Linked DNA regions of Homo sapiens: region 2 is linked to region 1. A link is a loop called in an ENCODE intact Hi-C map of the cell type or tissue named here. Cell type or tissue: B cell. All regions are shown on one strand. Region 1 overlaps DENND6A (DENN domain containing 6A). Region 2 overlaps LOC105377104 (a long non-coding RNA gene).

Region 1 (5,000 bases):
TTGAACCCGGGAGGGGAAGAATCACTTGAACCTGGGAGGTGGAGGTTACAGTAAGCCAAGATCACACCATTGCACTCAAGCCTGGGCAACAAGAGTGAAACTCCTTCTCAAAAACAAAAACAAAAAAAGCACAAAAAAAACTTCATTATTGTGGATATATAATAGTTGCACATATATATGGGGTACATGTGATATTTTGATGCAGACATGCAATGTATAATGATCAAATAGAGTTATTGGGATATCCATCACTTCAAGCATTTATCATTTCTTTGTGTTGGGAACATTCCAGTTCTACTCTTTAGTGATTTTGAAATACACAATAAATTATTTTTAACTGTGGTTGTCCTATTGTGCTACCAAACACTAGATCTTATTCCTTCTATCTAATTGTATTTTTGTAGCCCTTAACCGTTCTTTATTCCCCCCTCTCAAACTCTTACTACTCTTCCCAGCCTCTGGTAACTTACCATCATTATTCTATTTTCTATCTCTGTGAGTTCCTCTTTTTAGCCCTTACATATGAGTGAGAACATGTGATATTTGTCTTTCTGTGCCTGGCTTATTTCACTTAACAGTTCTACCCATGCTGTTGCAAATGACAGGATTTCATTATTTTTTTTTTTTCTTTTTCTTTCTTTTTTTTTTTTTTTTTTTGATACGAAATGTCATTCTGTCGCCCAGGCTGGAGTGCAGTGGCGTAATCTCAGCTCACTGCAACCTCCGTCTCCTGGGTTCAAGTGATTCTCATGTCTCAGGCTCCCGAGTAGCTGGGATTACAAGCATGAGCCACCACACCCAGCTAATTTTTGTATTTTAGTAGAGATGGGGTTTCATCATGTTGACCAGGCTGGTATTGAACTCTGCACGTCTCAGCCTCCCAAAGTGCTGAGATTACAGGTGTGAGCCAATATGCCTGGCCTGGATTTCATTTTTTTAATGGCTGAATAATATCCCATTATGTATATGTACTGCATTTTCTTTATCCGTGCATCTGTGAACTATTTCTGAAAGTGATTTGACCATAACCAACTACTATTTTAGACTAATGTTATATATATATATTTTTTTGTTTGTTTGTTTGATTTGAGACGGGGTCTTGCTCTGTCACCCAGGCTGGAGTGCAGTGGCATGATCTCGGCTTACTACGATCTCTGTCTCCCGGGTTCAAGTGATCCTCCTGCCTCAGCCTCCCGAGTAGGTGGGACTACAGGTGCATGCCACCACACCTGGCTAATTTTTGTAATTTTAGTAGAGACGGGGTTTCGGCATGTTGGCCAGGTTGGTCTTAAACACCTGACCTCAAGTGATCCGCCTGCCTTGGGCTCCCAAAGTGCTGGGATTACCAGCGTGAGCCACCGTGCCTGGCCTATAATATGTTTATAACTAATGTTTATAATATGTTTAACAAAATTTAACTCTTTTCTTCCAGGTAATTTATCCTCAGCATTCCAAACTTACTGACAGAGAAGTAAGTAAAAATACTGCTCTGTATAGTTTACTGTTATATTTCTGTTTGTTTTTATTGATTATGTATGTGTCAGCATACATCACTTTTGTTTTCTTTTTCAGAAAACCAATATTTGCTATTTGTCTTTTCCAGATTCAAATTCAGGTAACTGTTTTTCATACAGTGTTTCTGTTTAATTTTATACTAAGAATACTGGTTATACTGTTAATGTATGAAAATTGATTGAAATAGCATATTAGATTGCAAACAGATCAATGATTTTTATTCCTATTTTAATGATGCCTAGTCATGTCATCGTTGATTTTAGTAGCTTCAACTCTTAAAATAACTGTTATGGTGTGATGAGGTAAACCATCAAGGAACAATAAACTCTTAAAATAGTGAAGAGGTTGAAAATCAGCGACATTGGTATATTTGGGATTCGTGGAGTATGTATTAAATAGTTTATATAGTATGTAGTTTACTTTCAGTTCAGAATTTGGGAGCTTACCAGGAACTCTGTAAAAGCAGTGAACCTAAAAAAAGCCAGGATAAATTTGGTTAGGAAGCAAGGCCATAAGTTACGTGCAGTAGTTTATATGGGTTAATATAGGTAAAGCCTTGGCGTAGTGCTTGGTGTATAGAAAAAAACATACAAGGGTCTGTTTATTGTTGAGCTTGGTTTTGTTAGTCTCTTTCAAGCTCTTCCTTTTGTGTGGTCCTAATCGTTGACATCCTTCAGGTTACCTCTTGTGTTTCACTTTCAAACTAGCTTTTCTTGGCTTATAGTGACCAAAACATTTAGCTTCTCAGGCCACACACAGTTATAACCCTATAGCAGAGACAGTCTAGTTTTCTTTCCTTTTGTGGTTACTTCCTTTTTTTTTTTTTGAGATGGAGTCTCGCTCTGTCACCCAGGCTGGAGTGCAGTGACGCGATCTCAGCTCACTGCAAGCTCCGCCTCCCGGGTTCACACCATTCTCTCACCTCAGCCTCCCGAGTAGCTGGGACCACAGGCGCCTGCCACCAGTCCCGGCTAATTTTTTGTTTTTGTATTTTTAGTAGAGACGGGGTTTCACCATGTTAGCCAGGATGGTCTCGATCTCTTGACCTCGTGATCTGCCCACCTCGGCCTCCCAAAGTCCTGGGATTACAGGCGTGAGCCACCACACCCGGCCGGTTACTTCTAATATTGTGCTAGTTAGTTCATTTAATCTGATTTGAGAGATTTGACAGTTAAACAAAATTTTTTTTAGCATTTTCTCCTTTCTGTATAAATGCTTCCAGAATTTTTTTCCTATCCATTTGGAACTCAGCTTTGGTGAACTATATGAAAGAAAAGTGGTATCTTGGTAAATTAGATACTGCCTTTTAGAGATCCCAGTAAGGGGTTTTTTCTGACCTGGAATTATTTTGGTGTTTTTGACCCATTTATGAAATAATGATGCAGAGGTCTTGTAGGAATGTATCTTCATTTCAGTTAACATTTTTCTTATAAAATCTGTACATACACTTCTTATATACTGTGATGGGTTAGATTTCCAGGTCTCAGAGTAAGCTGAGTTGTATGGATTGCAGAATGAACTGACTTTCTGCATGGAATCCCAGTGAATTATGCTGGATGCTCTTCTCTTTCAGATCATAGCTGGTTGTCATGGCTCCTCTCTCTTTTTCACTTCTCTATATGAGCATGAAGGGGATCAGAATATACCACCCCCAAATATACCACTTTGGCTTAAGAATTATTTTGAGTTGAAGGCAACTGAGAAACAGCAGATGCAAAAAGAGCCCTTTACCCTCCCCCTATATGCCTAAAAGCAGGACATACATTTCCTTTTGTGAAGGTGTCACCCCTTCCCTTTCCCATACCAGGAAGAGGAGAAAATTCTGAATCACCAGAGAAAACTCTTTATCACTGGAGATGGTACCAGCTTAATTCTGCATAAATAAGCCTTGCTAAAATAACCCTTATCTTTCATTAGTTTTACCCATATGTTTACCTTCCCACAGATTACCACCCCTAGAAGTCCAAATCCTTTTTCCTTTGTCTGCATTTTAGTTTCTTTTGTTAAAATGGTATCTAAGCTCCCAAGTTTAACCACCTCTTTGGGTTTTTACTTTTTTTCTCTGAAGCCTTTGTATGCATTCGAACTAAATCTTTTCTCGTTAATCTGTTGTCTGTTTATTTCACAGGCCCCAGTTAGTGAACCTAAGATGGTAGAGGAAAAGTCCCCCGCATGCATACATCAAGGCTAAGAAGTTAATTCTGTGGTGTTTAGATAGCCTATATCTAGTTTTATAGCCTCTGCATGTGTCATTATCAAAAAAATTTTTAAGTACTTTTGGCTTATGAATGACCTACAGATTTTTTTTTTCTTTTTTCTTTTTTTTTTTTTTTTTTGAGATGGAGTTTTGCTCTGTCACCCAGGCTGGAGTGCAGTGGCACGATCGCAGCTCACTGCAACCTCCGCCTCCCAGTTCAAGTGATTCTCCTGCCTCAGCCTCCCAAGTAGCTGGGACACCTTTGCCTGCCACCATGCCTGGCTAATTTTTGTATGTTTAGTAGAGATGGGGTTTCACTGTGTTGGCCAGGCTGGTCATGAACTCCCGACCTCAAGTGATTCGCCTGCCTCAGGCTTCCAAAGTGCTGGGATTACAGGTGTGAACCACTGCACCCGGCTGATTTTTTTTCTTTTCTTTTTTTTTGAGATGGAGTCTCGCTCTGTTGCCCAGGCTGGAGCGCAGTGGCGCGATCTCCACTCACTGCAAGCTCTGCCTCCCGGGTTCACGCCATTCTCCTGCCTCAGCCTCCCGAGTAGCTGGGACTACAGGTGCCCACCACCACGCCTGGCTAATTTTTTGCATTTTTAGTAGAGATGGGGTTTCACTGTGTTAGCCAGGATGGTCTTGATCTCCTGACCTTGTGATCCGCTCACCTCCGCCTCCCAAAGTGCTGAGATTAGAGGTGTGAGCTACCACGCCTGACTGATTTTTTTCTCATAGATATTATTTAATGCTTTTTTTATGTGCTGCACATCAAATGAAGTGTGGTTCTTGTGACTTGAAGTATGGTTGGTACAAGGAAAATCTACAAAAGACCTGAAAGCAGGCACTTTGCTGTCTTAACAGATCATCATTGTCCTAGGTAGCAAGAGACTATATGTTTTGTAAATATTTGAAATTGCTATTTTCAGTTGTAGTTATCCATACAGTTTGGTTTTTTTATGTGTTTATTAAATGAAAATTGGAGGCCGGGTGCAGTTGCTCACACCTGTAATCTCAGGACTTTGGGAGGCTGAGGCGGACAGATAACTTGAGATCAGGAATTCGAGACCAGCCTGGCCAACATGGTGAAACCCCATCTCTACTGAATATACAAAATTAGCTGGGCGTGGTGGTGTGTGCCCGTAGTCCCAGCTACTCAGGAGGCTGAGGCAGGAGAATCTCTTGAATCAGGGATGCTGAGGTTGCAGTGAGCCGAGATTGTGCCACTGCACTCCAGGCTGGGCGACGGAGTGAGACTCCATCTCAAGAAAAAAAAGGATTACTG
Region 2 (5,000 bases), 310 kb before region 1:
ATATGGTGAAACCCGTCTCTACTAAAAATACAAAAATTAGCTGGGCGTGGTGGCGCCTGTAATCCCAGCTACTCGGGAGGCTGAAGCAGGAGAATCACTTGAACCCGGGAGGCGGAGGTTGCAGTGAACCCAGATTGCGCCACTGCACTCCAGCCTGGGCGACAGAGCGACACTCTATCTCAAAAAACAAAAAACAAACAAACAAACAAAAACAGAGTATCCAAATATGACAGGGCAAGAAAGCCAGGAAAAAAAACGCCAACACCAGATGGAAAATGGCTAAGGAGGAGGAAGCAGTGGTTTGGAAGCAAGGATAGAGTTGAGTTCTGTTTGGTGGGCCCTGGGTTTGAAGACAGATAACTTCGGCTCTCTGGCCTCAGTGTCTTCATCTGTAAAATGGGACTAATAAAGGCCCTTATTTCCTGGGCTGTTGCTTTGGACTCTAGCAGCCAGCCTCTTTCCCATCTCCCCTCTCCAAGTGGAGCTGAGACCTCGCTGTTTGGGGAAATTTGGGTCAGAGAGAAGAAAACAGGGATTTGGCCTCCTGGGCCAGGTGCACAGTACCTCCGCCTTCTCTTGAAGGAACCTAGACTTCGATGCCAAGCCCTGCAAGCAGGGAGGACGAAGAAGGCATCTTCCCAAGTCAAATGAAGAATCCCCTGCAAGTCCCTATGGTCCTACAGGAAGGCGAGACACTTACCACACAATCATCCCAAAATTTACTGGGCTCAGGACAGTGCCAGAGCCCTGAATGCTCACTCAGTCACTCAATCAACATGTGTTCATTGAGTCCCTGTCTATCAGTCAGGACTCTCCTGGTTGTGAGTGGCAGAAACCCAGATAAAACTCCTAAAGCAAAAAGGGGTAGTGATTGGTTCCTGGAACCAGACAGTCCAAGGGGTGGTTCAGGCAAGTCTGGATCTAGGGCCTTGGTGACGTCATCAAGAGCTGCCCTGCTCCATCCTGGTCTCCACCTTCCTTCCTGTTGGCTTCCTTCTCAGGCAGGCTGTCCCCTCGTGGTGACAAAAATGCCCGCCATCTTCTCCAGGCCGAGCTCCTCGAGAATCCCAACAAGATCCCAACAGGGAGAGAGCACCTCTTTCCCAGAACTTCCAGCCAAAGTCCAGGGCTGATGTGAGTTGGTTCTGGTGACCATGGCTGATCCCCCAGTCAAGGAGACTTGGGCCTCTCATTGGCCAGCCCCAGATCCCAGCCTCACTCCACCACGAGGGCTGTGGCCAGCCACCTAGCTGCTGACATGGGGAGGCCATAAATGACAGATTTACTGAGCCCTTGTAAATTACTCTGTGCCAGACATTGTTCCAAGAGCCAAAGATACATATAAACCTCACAAAATCCTGTTATCTCATCAGGCAGGTGAGGTGAGATCGAGTTACTTGGTCCAAATCACACAGCTGGGAGATAGCAAGGCTGGGCCTCAAACCCAAGCACTCAGGATGCCTGTTGCTTAGTGATGTTCTCTGCCAGGCATCAGCTCCACAAGGCTGGCTTCCTCATTGCTGTTGTCTGGAATCATGCTGCACCTGACCAGGCTGTGGGGACTGGCTCCGTGGTTGTGTTAATTTGCTGTGGCTACTTTAATAAAAAAAATTACCACAAATTTCATGACATAAAAGAACACAACTAGGCCAGGCGTGGTGGCTTCAACACCTATAATCCCATCACTTTGGGAGGCCAAGGCAGGTGGATCACTTGAGGCCAGGAGTTTGAGACCAGCCTGGCCAACATAGTGAAATACTAAAAAATAGAAAAATTAGCTGGGCATGGTGGTGTGCACCTGTAGTCCCAGCTACTCAGGAGGCTGAGGCACAAGAATCACTTGAACCCAGGAGGCGGAGGTTGCAGTAAGCTGAGATCACGCCACTGCACTCTAGCCTGGGTGACAGAGCAAGACTCTATCTTGACAAAAAAAAAAAAAAAAAAAAGGACACAACTGAGTCAGATGTGGAGGTGGCTTTACACCTGTAATCCCAGCACTTTAGGAGGCAAGGCAGAAGGATCCTTTGAGCTCAGGAGTTTGAGACCAGCCCTGGCACCATAGGGAGACCCCATCTATAAAAAAAAATTAGCCGGGTGTGGTGGTGTGCACCTGTGGTCCCAGCTATTCGAGAGGCTAAGGTGCGAGGATCACTTGAGCCTGGGAGGTAGTGGCTTCAGGGAGCCAAAATGGACCCACTCACTCCAGTCTGGGTGACAGAGCAAGACCCTGTCTCAAAACAAACAAACAAGAAAACACAACTGTATTCTCTTATCATTCTGGAGGCCAGAAGTCAGCAATCAGTTTCACTAGGCTAAAGTCAAGGCGTCAGCAGGGCTGGCTCCTTCTGGAGGCTCCAGGGGCTATCCTTGCCTTTACCTGCTTCCAAAAGCCACATACACCTCTTGGCTCATGGCCCTTGCTTCCATCTCCAAAGCCAGCAGGGTAGCATCTTCAAATCTCTTTCTCTCTGGTCTTCTGCTTTGTCATCCTATCTTCTTTTGTCTGAAAGACAGACAGGAGGAGGAGATCCTCTTACAGAGCCTGCTGTGATTACATGGGGCCCATCTGGATAATCCAGGATACTCTCCTCATCTCAAGGGCCCTAACTGAATCACATCTGTGAAGTCTCTTTTTTGCCATGTAAGGTCACATTTACAGGTTACAGGGATTAGGACTTGGATACCTTGAGGGGCCAATATTTTGCTTACCACAGTGGCAGAGTATGTGGGCTCTGAGCCTGGAGATGGCTCTTGAATCTGGGTAGCTCAGCCTCTAAATTGCTGTGTCACCAAGTGATTTAACCTCCCTGTGCCCCAGAGTGCAGAGATCAAGAGGTGTGGGAGCCCAGCATTTTGAGGAAATGAAAGCAATTCAGGCTGATGGAGGATGGGTGGAGTGGAAGAGGCCTTTGGCCTCAAGCCCATGCTCTGAGTCAGTTTCCACGTCTGTACAACGGAAATGATAACGGTCTCTTCTTCATAGTGCTGGCTGTCATAGGATTAAATGAGTTAAGACTTGTGAAATGCTGAGCACGATGCTTAGCACAGAGACGGTGCTCAATAAATGTTGGCAACTTGATATTGTCTTAGTTTGGGTTTCCTCAAAAGCAGACCCAAGTCCAGGATTCACATAGGAGTTATTCATTTGGGAAATGATTCCAAGAAGTGCTGGCAAGGGAGGTGGGAGGTGAGGCTGGAAAGACAGGAAGCCCACAAAAGGTGCATTCATGAGTGGGCTGCTCCTGCGAGCAGCTGGAGCTCCATCCTGCAGGGGAACCTAAGGGCCAGGTAGAGTGTACCCTCCAAGGCATCTGAAGGGCTGGGGCCTGCATTTACCAGTAGTCATTGGTTGAGGGCTTACTGAGGAGGGGCTGTTAACTCACCACCCTCCGGCCGACCATGTGTGCAAGCACAGCCAGCTCCTGTGATCAGAAAAAGTCACGGCTGCATGGCCAGATGTGGTGGCTCAGGCCTGTAATCCCAGCATTTTGGGAGGCCAAGATGGGTGGATCTCTTGAGGCCAGGAGTTTGAGACCAGCCTGGGCAACATGGTGAAACCCCCTCTCTACGAAAAATACAAAAATGAGCTGGGTGTGGTGGCGTGCTCCTGTAGTCCCAGCTACTTGGGGTGCTGAGGCAGGAGGATCGCTTGAGCCTTGGAGGTCGAGGATACAGTGAGCCATGTTCCTGCCACTGCATTCCAGCCTGGGTGACAAAGCAAGACCCTGTCTCGAGAAAGAAAGAAAAGAGAGAGAGAGAGCGAGAAAGAAAGAGAGGAGAGAAGAAAGAAAGAAGGAAGGAAGGAAGGAAAGAGAAAAAAATCAAAGAAAAGGAAAGGAAAGAAAAAAGAAAAGAAAAGAAAAAAGTCATGGCTGCTGGCGGCTAAGGTGAGTGGTGTAGGCTGAAGGGGCATGGTGGGGGGCATTGAGTGTGCTGCATACATCACACAGGACCATCCCCACCCAGGAGCCTTGATCGTTGGGACCAGGATCTGGTGACTATAAATAAAGGGACATGCGCAGAAGAGTCTGGCTCCTTCTGTCTTGGAAATGGGGCCTGAGCCTTCTGAACAGTTGGGAGAGGTTTTAAACCAGTTTCATTTCCTTTTTCCAAGATGTAGCTGTTGTCTAGGGCAGGCCGAAGTGGGGGTGTTAACAGATTTAACAGAGTCCCACTGGTCCTGGTGAGGTTTTCATGGCAGGTGGCTGGGAGGCCGGCTCTGTAGTCCAGCACCTCAGGGCCTGAGAGGAAAATGGTGTCTGTGGACAAATGCTGGGAACACCAGTCACATCTCTGCTTTGTCCAGGGAAGCAGAGGGGCCATGAAGGGCCATGGAGGGCAAGTGATGAAGGGCAGGAAGGAAGACGACCTTTTAAAAGAACACAGGCGGCTGGGCGCAGTAGCTCACGCCTATAATCCCAACACTTTGGGAGGTCGAGGCAGGCGGATCACGAGGTCAAGAGATTGCGACCATCTTGGCCAACATGGTGAAACCCCGTCTCTACTAAAAAAAAAAAAAAAAAAGTGGCCGGGCACGGTGGCTCACCCCTGTAATCCCAGCACTTTGGGAGGCCGAGATGAGCTGATCACGAGGTTAGGAGATCAAGACCATCCTGGCTAACACGGTGAAACCTCGTCTCTACTAAAAATACAAAAAAAAAAAAAATTAGCTGGGTGTAGCGGCGGGCACCTGTAGTCCCAGTTACTTGGGAGGCTGAGGCAGGAGAATGGTGTGAACCCGGGAGGCGGAGCTTGCAGTGAGCCGAGATCACACCACTGCACTCCAGCCTGGCAACAGAGTGAGACTCCATCTCAAAAAATAATAATAAATAAAAATAAATAAATAAATAAAAGAACACAGGCCAAGAGACTGTAGTCCTGGGTGGAGAGCAGGGCTGTTGTGGCTTTCTGAGATATTTTGGGCATGAATAATGCTCGGACTGTAGGGTGGACACAAAAAGGGAAGTGGGGAGAGGTCCTCAGAGACAGGGAAAGGTCAG

The links. Peaks named below come from ENCODE experiments on the same cell type or tissue, not always from the same donor. Only the 100,000 strongest peaks of a DNase experiment are listed, where the experiment ranks them.
Region 2: it touches region 1 in a loop (9-fold over the local background); 1 of 110 quality-filtered maps calls a loop at or near these places.

The regions. Positions count from the first base shown.
Region 1 is chr3:57,668,871-57,673,870 of GRCh38, reverse strand. It overlaps DENND6A (DENN domain containing 6A), which reads left to right. Exons shown (of 20, transcript NM_152678.3): 2 at 1,433-1,471; 3 at 1,573-1,615. Among named protein-coding and RNA genes, the nearest start is that of DENND6A, 22 kb to the left of the region's middle. In B cell, no CTCF peak of the experiment used is centred here; DNase peaks (open chromatin) are centred at 500, 2,220 and 2,514; H3K4me3 peaks cover 865 bases; H3K27ac peaks cover 3,732 bases.
Region 2 is chr3:57,981,848-57,986,847 of GRCh38, reverse strand. LOC105377104 (a long non-coding RNA gene) reads right to left here. Exons shown (of 4, transcript XR_940874.3): 3 at 2,378-2,503; 4 at 220-1,593. Among named protein-coding and RNA genes, the nearest start is that of FLNB, 24 kb to the left of the region's middle. In B cell, no CTCF peak of the experiment used is centred here; DNase peaks (open chromatin) are centred at 2,857 and 4,107; H3K27me3 peaks cover 443 bases.